3 separate regions of the Homo sapiens genome follow, and all the other regions are linked to region 2. The links are chromatin contacts, found by Hi-C or POLR2A ChIA-PET in ENCODE. All regions are on one chromosome and are shown on one strand. Each heading gives the region's core, a stretch centred on a gene start or an enhancer-like site at or near the end of the contact. The rest is flanking DNA. Distances are from core to core; before and after follow the strand shown. Region 1 holds the start of MCM7 (minichromosome maintenance complex component 7). Region 2 holds the start of STAG3L5P-PVRIG2P-PILRB (STAG3L5P-PVRIG2P-PILRB readthrough). Region 3 holds the start of AGFG2 (ArfGAP with FG repeats 2).

What was found. Hi-C counts contacts between places; a loop is a spot of excess contacts on that map. ChIA-PET counts read pairs that join two places held with the same protein, here RNA polymerase II (POLR2A). Pooled maps may share reads with other maps.
Region 1: a pooled map shows a loop between it and region 2 (13-fold over the local background). The contact joins the promoter of MCM7 here to the promoter of STAG3L5P-PVRIG2P-PILRB in region 2. A Hi-C loop is called at or near these places in 3 of 37 single-sample maps with no recorded cell type and 10 of 50 pooled maps. POLR2A ChIA-PET finds 5 or more read pairs at or near these places in 4 of 52 experiments (AG04449, OCI-LY7, WTC11 and 1 more).
Region 3: a map with no recorded cell type shows a loop between it and region 2 (6-fold over the local background). The contact joins the promoter of AGFG2 here to the promoter of STAG3L5P-PVRIG2P-PILRB in region 2. A Hi-C loop is called at or near these places in 1 of 37 single-sample maps with no recorded cell type and 5 of 50 pooled maps.

The regions. Positions count from the first base shown.
Region 1 is chr7:100,099,456-100,102,969 of GRCh38, reverse strand. It overlaps MCM7 (minichromosome maintenance complex component 7), which reads left to right and starts at 1,573. Exons shown (of 15, transcript NM_005916.5): 1 at 1,573-1,706; 2 at 2,877-2,956; 3 at 3,217-3,381. The coding sequence starts at 1,676. It overlaps AP4M1 (adaptor related protein complex 4 subunit mu 1), which reads right to left and starts at 1,327. Exons shown (of 15, transcript NM_004722.4): 1 at 1,198-1,327; 2 at 1,002-1,090; 3 at 189-295; 4 at 10-106. The coding sequence starts at 1,255. RefSeq lists enhancers at 1,249-1,298, 1,321-1,873, 2,219-2,378 and a silencer at 2,009-2,108.
Region 2 is chr7:100,334,772-100,337,804 of GRCh38, reverse strand. STAG3L5P-PVRIG2P-PILRB (STAG3L5P-PVRIG2P-PILRB readthrough) reads right to left here and starts at 1,740. Exons shown (of 17, transcript NR_036570.1): 1 at 1,468-1,740. It also overlaps the pseudogene PMS2P1 and the pseudogene STAG3L5P. RefSeq lists a silencer at 1,372-1,441 and enhancers at 1,932-2,071, 1,760-2,638.
Region 3 is chr7:100,537,556-100,540,597 of GRCh38, reverse strand. It overlaps AGFG2 (ArfGAP with FG repeats 2), which reads right to left and starts at 1,395. Exons shown (of 12, transcript NM_006076.5): 1 at 1,031-1,395. The coding sequence starts at 1,251. RefSeq lists silencers at 1,035-1,334, 1,385-1,664 and an enhancer at 1,544-2,045.

The DNA of each region.
Region 1 (3,514 bases), core at 324-2,823, 230 kb after region 2:
GATTCTCACCAGCACTTCATCCAGGAGTTCGTATACCAGAGCCACATTGCGGGAGATGGTCCCCTCGCCCAGGGAGCCACAGTAATCGCCCAGAAGGGTGGCCAACCTGAGGAAACACTTGGAGCGTGTATTTTCTCCTCCTCTCAGACCCCTCCTAGCTACCAGGTGCCCAGCCCAACCCTCCTCACCTGGAGAGCAGTTCTAGGAGGCTGAAGGGAGAAACGTTTTCTGAAGTTGTGACCACCAAATAGAGGCCGCTGTGTCTGATGTGAATGAAATGACGGCCATGGTGATGCTGAGACACAGGCAGGGAGAAGAGAGGCGTTAAAAAAAGGGAGGTGGAGTGATCAGAACCCAGGAGACCTGAGCTCGGATCCCGATGCCTCTTACTAGTCACAACAGCAGTGCCTTTGGGAGATACATGACATATGCCTGGGCCCAGCTTCCCAATGTGGAAAGGGGGTTAATTACACTAACTACCCCGAGTTGCTGAGGATGGAGTCACGCAGGGAGCTGGGCCTGGTGTGTTGCTGGCGCCCATTGACTCTTTTTTTTTTTTTCCCCACCCCCACCTACCCCGAGAGGGAGTCTCGCTCTGTCTCCCAGGCTGGAGTGCGGTGTCCGGATCTCGGCTCACTGCAACCTCTGCCTCTTGGATTCAAGCGATTCTCAAGCCTCAGCTTCCCGAGTAGATGGGATTACAGGCGCCCGCCACCACGCCCAGCTATGTTTTTTTTTTTTTTGTATTTTTAGTAGAGGCGGAGTTTCACCATGTTGGCCAGGCTGATTTCGAACTCCTGACCTCAGGTGATCCGCCCGCCTCGGTCTCCCAAAGTGCTGGGATTACAGGCGTGAGCCACCGCGCCGGGCCTCACGTTAGCTTTATTTGGCGGAATGCACCCCCCAAGTGGAATCTACCAATGAACCAGTCCTGGGAGGGAGCTGGCGCCCACCCGGCCCGACGGGACCCCGCTCCTCACCCGCCTCCCGCCACTGGTTACCATGACAACCGGGGACTCGTCTCCTGGCAGTCCCGTCAGCTTCCGGTAGAAGAGCTCGGCCACATCCCGGCCGCCACTGTCCCCGCGGACTGGCGGGTGGAAGGACTCAGTGAAGGATCCTGCGACACAGGCTGGCCCTGGGCGCCCCTCCCGCCCGGCCCCTCCGCCCCTTCCCAGCCCCAAGGGTCTAGGATACAGTCTTTGTAGATGAGCGGGTCCCCCTTGGAGGACAGAATGAAGAATTGGGAAATCATGGCCGTTCTGGAGAGTAGACAAGAAGACGGCGAAAGTCGGGCCTGCCCCGCCCTGCGGCCCCGGAACAAAAGAACGCGTGTGCGCTGGCCCTTTAAGAGCGATTCTCCTCCGCCCGCGCCAGCTCGGACCGCGGGAAACCCGGCGCCTGCACTACCCCGCCCGGAGATTCCCTTCCGACGCCCGCACCGCCTCCCCGTCACTCATTCTAGGCCCGCACGGTGATTGGCTTGCGGCTAGCGGGAGGTGAAGAAGGCCGCCTTGTCCGATTGGCCCGCACGCAGTGGCGCCGGTCACGTGGGGGGCGACGTTTCGCGCCAATTTCGGTTGGCCGGCCACAGTCCACCGCGCGGAGATTCTCAGCTTCCCCAGGAGCAAGACCTCTGAGCCCGCCAAGCGCGGCCGCACGGCCCTCGGCAGCGATGGCACTGAAGGACTACGCGCTAGAGAAGGGTACGGGTCTACGAGCCCGGGAGGGCGTCCTGCGCGGGGAGCCTCCCGGGGAACACCTGTTGGTGTGAGCTGGGGTCTTGGGGGACCGGGGTCGGCGGGTTCTGGGGTGCGCGAGGCCAGAGGCAGGGTCGAGCTGCGGCCTGGCTAAGGCCCACGGGGCCTGGGAAGCGTGCGGGGGGCCATCGATGTTGAAGAAAAGCTAGTAATCCCACCTGGTAAAGGTGTTAGGGTCGTGGGGTTGGGGGCTTGGGGGCGCGCTAACCCGGCTGGGGGCTGCACAGGGAAAAGTCGCGCCCAGGACCTCAGGAGAGTCTTAAGGGCTCTGGGCTCCCGTGCCCGCTTTCCTTCGCGCTTTTGGGCATTCCCAGGTTCCCGCGCCCTCCCCAGGCGCGCGTAGGCCCCGGGGGCGGGCAGGCCGGGGCCGCTGCGCGCCGGGATTGGCCGTTTGAGGCCGCCCTCCGAGCGGAAGTGGAGCCGGGCGGAAGTGGCGCGAGGAGGCTGGAGGGAGTGTCGTGTAAACAGTGTCCTTCCGCGCGGCGGCCGCGGAGAGAGCTGCGGCCCGGGGGGGCGTGCCTGGGATCCGGAGCTTCGCTCGGGCCCGGGAAAGGCGGCAGTGGGCTGGGATCGCGGTGTCTCTGGGTGTGATGGCCAATGGCTGGACTGGCTCCCGCCCTGGGCGGAGGAATCCCGAGCTGTGAAGCGGCTGGAATCCGGGCCCATGTGCTTCTTTGTTTACTAAGAGCGGAAGCGATGGCGGGAGCGGGGGTGGGGTGCGGTGGCGGGGTGCGGTGGCGGAGGTCCCGGTGAAATCAGGGGCTAAGGGGACCCAAAGAAGGCGGGGGATCATAGGGGTGGAAAGAAAGCTGAGAACCTTGAGACCGGAGTGTGAGGGGCCAACGGGGAAGGGCGCTAGAATTTTAAACTAAAGTAGGGACCGGAATTCCCCTGGGGAGATGTTGGATGGCCCTGTGCACTGCCACGGGCTCTTTATTCTTCGCTGGTTAGAAACAGACTTGTGAAAAAGAGTTATGCCCACTTTGGGGAGACTTCGGTAGGTTTATTTAAATGCTCATATTATTAATTAGTTCATAGGTCGTGTTTTAAGCGAAAATGGGTATCTAAGATTTGTCTTAAAGTTTGTGTCTTACGGTTTTACATTTCATGTTACAGAAAAGGTTAAGAAGTTCTTACAAGAGTTCTACCAGGATGATGAACTCGGGAAGAAGCAGTTCAAGTATGGGAACCAGTTGGTAAGTCTAAGATTGGGTAAAGGGAATGGGGAGCGGGGTGCTTAAGGAGCCATAAGCAGCAGCTTGGCTTGTTTTATTAAAGACATAACAATTAGAGGGTTTGAGGGCTGAAAAGCGAGTATCGCTCTGTGTGGCGCTGCGTTCTCCCCTGTGGATGCCCAGAGCCTGTGCTGAGTTCTCAGTGATGCATTTTCACATATGAACACTGGTGAGCAAAGTGAATGTGGCTCTGAGGTGTTTCTGTCTCTTCCCCACTTGAGGTTCGGCTGGCTCATCGGGAACAGGTGGCTCTGTATGTGGACCTGGACGACGTAGCCGAGGATGACCCCGAGTTGGTGGACTCAATTTGTGAGAATGCCAGGCGCTACGCGAAGCTCTTTGCTGATGCCGTACAAGAGCTGCTGCCTCAGTACAAGGAGAGGGAAGTGAGTGGTTAGAGAACAATGGCAAACAAAGGGCGAGGCGTTTAAGCTTCTGTAGAGAGGCTGCTCAGATACTGATGTTTTCTGAGCAGGCAGAAAGGAGGGGCACTTCTGCCTGGTGTTCTCTGTGCTCTCC
Region 2 (3,033 bases), core at 491-2,990:
GGCCTGAGAATTCCTTGAACCCAGGAGGCCAAGGTGGCAGTGAGCCGAGATCATGCCACTGCACTCCAGCCTGGGTGACAGAGTGAAACTCCGTCTGAAAAAAACAAACAAACAAAAACAAACAAAAAACCAGACCATATTGTTTAGGGATACTTAGCTGACAAAATAATAGAGACAAGCAGGACATAATTACCATAAAAATCGGGCCCTGGGATGTTGGTGGGGAAGGTTTAAGTGGAAAGAATGGAGCGGTCACAATGTGTGTCAACCTGGGAGGTGGTGACCCTGGGGTTCGCTTTGTAATTCCTCAAAATGAGCATTTATGTGCTACTCACTTTTCAGAGGATAGAATTCTGAACTAAAATGTTTAAGCAGCCATACGCAAAAAAAAAGAAAAAATATGGATAGATTTTTATTTTAATTAAAACATTTAAAAAATAGAGACAAGGCAGCTGGGCGTGGTGGCTCACGCCTGTAATCCCAGCAATTTGGGAGGCCGAGGCAGGCGAATCACGAGGTCAGGAGATCGAGACCATCCTGGCTAACACGGTGAAACCATGTCTCTACTAAAAATACAAAAAAAAGTTAGCCAGGCATGGTGGCGGGCGCCTGTAGTCCCATCTACTGGGGAGGCTGAGGCAGGAGAATGGCGTGAACCCGGGAGGTGGAGCTTGCAGTGAGCCGAGATCAGGCCACTGCATTCCAGCCTGGGCGACAGAGCAAGACTCCAACTCAAAAAAAAAAAAAAACATAGAGACAAGGGTCTTGCTATGTTGCTCAGGGTGGTCTCAAACTCTCCGGGCTCAAGCAATCCTCCCGCTTCGGTCTCCCAAAGCGCTGAGATTCCAGGCGTGAACCACCGCGCTCGACCAGGAAAGATATATATATATATAATATATATTTTATAATATATCATGTTATATATTACACATAATATACAATATGTATAATACGCATAATAAAGGTATATTTAACATATATAAAAATATATATATATATAATAATTTTTTTTTTGAGACGGAGTTTCACTCTTGCTGCCCAGGCTCGAGTGCAATGGCTCGATCTCAGCTCACTGCAAGCTCCGCCTCCAGGGTTCAAACCATTCTCCTGCCTCAGCCTCCCGAGTAGCTGGGATTACAGGCGCCCGACACATGCCCGGCTAATTTTTGCATTTTTAGTAGAGACGAGGTTTCACCATGTTGGCCAGACTGGTCTCGAACTCTTGATCTCAGGTGATCCGCCCGCCTCGGCCTCCCAAAGTGCCGGGATTACAGGCGTGAGCCACGGCGCCCGGCCTGAATAAATCTTTTAAAACATAAAAATCTGGGTGACCCCCTGGCCGGCCGGCACAGATGCCGGGGTGGGGCCGCGAATCGGTTGGGACGCACTCTATCCGGCCTAGGGGCACCTGGGCCAGCAACGGGCCGCCGCGCGTGCGCAGTGGGCGGGGGGGCCCCGCGCTCCTACCTGCAAGTGGCCAGTGCCGAGTGCTGGGCCGCCGCTCCTGCCGTGCATGTTGGGGAGCCAGTACATGCAGGTGGGCTCCACACGGAGAGGGGCGCCGACCCCGTGATAGGGCTTTACCTGGTACATCGGGGTGGCGCGTGCCAGACACCAACGGTCGGAAACCGCCAGACACCAACGCTCGGAATCCACGCCAGGCCACGACGGAGGGCGACTACCTCCCTTCTGACCCTGCTGCTGGCGTTCGGAAAAAACGCAGTCCGGTGTGCTCTGATTGGTCCAGGCTCTTTGACGTCACGGACTCGACCTTTGACAGAGCCACTAGGCGAAAAGGAGAGACGGGAAGTATTTTTTCCGCCCCGCCCGGAAAGGGTGGAGCACAACGTCGAAAGCAGCCGTTGGGAGCCCAGGAGGCGGGGCGCCTGTGGGAGCCGTGGAGGGAACTTTCCCAGTCCCCGAGGCGGATCCGGTGTTGCATCCTTGGAGCGAGCTGAGAGCTCGAGGTGAGCTGGGCTCGCGGTCGCCCCTCTCGCGCGCCCTCTTTAAGAACCACGGCGTCCAACCTCCCTGGAAATGGGGGGAACATGGCCGAGGCGCGTGGCGAGGCCGCCTCGTGGAGGCCCCGGAGCGGCATCCTCAGCGCCCCAGCGATCCGGTGCCCATTAGGTGCGCCTTGAAGCCGAGGCAAGCTCCTTCGGGGTGCTGGGCTGCGGGCAAAGAATTCGGCCCTGTGAAGAGTTGGGTTCGGCCTGTCTCAGGCCCTGCCCACATCCCATCACAGGGCCGTGGACTTGAAGCCGGAACGTGAAATCCCTATAGACTGAATGCATTTCCTTCCTACCTGTTCTCTCTCCCCTTTTATTTTTATTTTTATATTATTTTATTTTTAATTTTTACTTTATTTTTTTGTAGAGACGGGGATTTAGCTATGTTGCCCAAGCTGGTCTGGAACTCCGGAGCTCAAGCAGTCCGCCCGCCTTGGCCCCCCAAAGCGCTGGAATTACAGGCGTAATGCACTGTGCCTGGCCTTTAAAAAAAAATTGAGGTTATTTTGGGGACAGTAGAGCGTCCAGACACATCCTAATTTGCATAGCTGCGCAGTTTTAAAAAATGCAATGCATTTTTACCTGTTAGGGTATGTGATTTCTGGCTAGTAAGCTACACCGAATCTTGGCTAGCACAGTTGAATTCCATGTCAGATTTGTAAACGCAAATTTGCTCTCTGCATTTAAATATATTAGATATATTTAGGTAACTACATTTAAATGTATTGAGACATTTAAATAAATTTGCCGTCTGTATCTAAATATCTGAAGTGGACCAGGTGCGGTGGCTCACACCTATAATCCCATCACTTTGGGAGGCCAAGGCAAGTGGATCATGAGGTCAGGAGTTCACGACCAGCCTGGCCAACATGGTGAAATCCCATTTCTACTAAAAATACAAAAATTAGCTGGGCGTGGTGGCAGGCGCCTGTAATCCTAGCTACTTGGGAGGCTGAGGCAGGAGAATCGCTGGAACCCAGGAGACAGAGGTTGCAGTGAGCTGAGATTGCACCACTGCAGTCTA
Region 3 (3,042 bases), core at 146-2,645, 200 kb before region 2:
TCTAACCAAATAATATCTTAATTTGGGAGTAGGAGGAGTGCAGAGGGGAGTGGAGGGGGCTTTACTATATAACCAGAAATCTAGGCTAGAATTGTGGCTGTAAATTCACTCTGGCATGACCGAACAGTACCAATGCCAAGAGTAGCACTCAGATGATGCACCAAAGCCCCCCCAAAATCTAGAGTTTCCTGGATGCTACCACCAGGATCCAGTCATGGCAACAGGGATCTTAAAGGTGTAAATGATTAACCTTCAGGATGGCTCACCTAGACGTGCAAACGTTTGAAAAAGCTAAGCTCTCTACCAGGGTAACCCATTGGCTCTCATCTCTTAGATTTCGTAAGAGTTTTACCTTCTGGGTAACATTTCAAAGCCCTGCTAAGATTAGTATCTACACCTGAACTCTGGACCATGGCTCCCTTCCAGCCACTATCTCTAGGCTGTCAATCGGGGTTAATTCGCTTTTTTTTTTTTTTTTAATCCTGTACTCTAATCATAGGAATTTCAACCAAGTTTCAGCTGGCTTCTGCATCTCACACTCCAGCAGGGACACAAGCCCGAAGGAAGAAAGGTGCCCGTCCATCTCCAGGCCGGCTTTCCCCACCTTTTTCCTTTTTGCTTTCCACCTGCATGAAGTTCCCTCTAAAGGTGCATGTCATTTTCTGGCCCTTTAAGTCCCGACACCCCATCCCACTCCGAGTTCCCTTCCATCCTCCGCACTTTCTCCCTCCCCACTTGCAGTTTGCCTCGACCCCCTCGGGGAGTTTCTCGGTCCCTCTCCGGGCGTCTTTCTGCACCCGTACCCTTCTCTCCGCAGAGCGACTCCGGCCTTGCTTCCTCTCCCCTGCCCTTTCCCCTCCCCACCACACCGCTGCAGCAGACGACCCCGTCCCCACAGCCGGCGCGTTCCCTGACCTCCCCTCCGCCCCTCACCTCGGCCCCCTTCCCTCGCGCCCCGGAGCCCCGGCCTCCCCACCCCGCCCCCGGGTCCCCCCACGCCGACCTCGGCCACTCCCTCCCGGTCACTCACAGGAGGCCGGAGCAGGTGGTGCACACGAAGCTGCCCACGGTGATATCCACGTAGGTGACCCCGCGCTGGGCGCACTCGAAGCAGTGGCGGTTCCCGGCCTGGCTGCAGCCACCCAGCTCCCGCACCCGACGGCACCACACCTCCGAGGCCGCCTCCGCCTCCGCCTTGCCCCCGCTGACCCCGCCGCCCGGGCCCGGGCCCTTCTTCGCCGCCATCACCATCGCTGCCCACTCCCTCCCCGCTAGTCAGCAATCACCCCTTCAACCACTGCCGCCTTCCCGCCTCCTCAGCCGCCTCCGCACGCCCGGCTCCCCTGACAGAAGCTCGGGAGCGGGCGGCATCCGCAGGAGACTTCGCCGTCCACCACCCTCCTTGCCCGTCCTGCACACTGATTGGCTAGGTTTCTCCCACCTCCTTACTCCGATTGGCCCTCCCTGGGACGGCCTCCGGTTGCTGGAGCCGCCAATGCCCCGCCCCACCGCCTTCAGGCCTCAGGCCTCTCCTATTGGCCGGCAGAGACCCCAGCAGCGAGAACCGTGCGTGCCCTCTCCTTGTCCCCGCCCCCTCTCGCCGCTGCCTCCACCGTGGCCCGCCTCCTAGTTCCGATTGGTGAGTCCTCGGCACTCGGGCTCCGACGCTAATTTTGATTGGCTGGCGGGGCTGCAAAGTTAGCGCGCGAGACAGAGGAGGTGCCCCGCGCGTGCGTAGCTGTCGTCCTCCCGACTGATGACGTTAATTCCCGGCAAATTTCAAAGGCTTACTCTAGACTGTGTAGAGTGTCATGCAAAGCCGAAGAGAAGTGGCCATGTGAGGGGCTGAGCAGGAGGGGGAAAGAAGAGAGCGCTTAAGGGAGAGAGGGAGAGGGAGCAAGAGTGCTTTACTAGACCAGTGCTCTAATTCCTGAGCCACAGAGCGAAGGGAGTGCTTTATAAATGTCATTTCATTCGCTCCGCCTATCCCAGAGGTGGAATCCCCATTTTACACCCTTAGGTTCAACAACTTGCGGCAGATCACACGAGTGCGTGGCCCAGGATTCCACTCTGGGTCTTCCAACTTTAGAAACCCTGCCTTTAACCCTCCTAGTAGGTGGACTATTATTCGATTATTCATTTAACAAACACTGAGTGTCTGCTAGGTTTCAGGCACGTTCTAGACACTGGGAATAGAATACAGCAGCGAAGCAATCAAACAAAATATTCTTATAGAGCTTAGTTTCTAGTAGGGGGAAGCAAACAATACACAAATTAAAGAATCACCAGTTAGTAATAAATCCTACGCAGAGAATTAAAATCACATCTTGGAAAAGACTTTTTGGGTACTTTTTTAATTTTTTAATTTAATTTTAATTTTTTGAGATGGAGTCTCACTCTGTTGCCCAGACTGGAGTGCAGTGGCACGATGTCAGCTCACTGCAACCTCTGCCTCCTGGGTTTAAGCAATTCTCATGCCTCAGTCTCCTGAGTAGCTGGGATTACAGGCGGCCACCACCACCCCCAGATAATTTTTGTATTTTTATTATTATGATTATTATTATTTGAGATGGAGTCTCGCTCTGTCGCCCAGGCTGGAGTGCAGTGGCACGATCTCGGCTCACTGCAAGCTTCGCCTTCTGGGTTCACGCCATTCTCCTGCCTCAGCCTCCCGAGTAGCTGGGACTACAGGCACCCGCCACCACGCCTGGCTAATTTTTTTGTATTTTCAGTGGAGACGGGGTTTCACCGTGTTAGCAAGGATGGTCTCGATCTTCTGACCTCGTGATCCGCCGGTCTTGGCCTCCCAAAGTGCTGGGATTACAGGCGTGAGCCACCGCGCCCGGCCAATTTTTGTATTTTTAGTAGAGACAGGATTTCACCATGTTGGCCAGGCTGGTCTCAAACTCATGGCCTCAAGTGAGCCTCCCGCCTTGGCGTCCCAAAGTGCTGGGATTACAAGCATGAGCCACAATGCCTGGCCACCTGTTGGGTACTTCAGATTGGGTTGGTCACCATTTTTAAAACAATTACTTTTTTTTT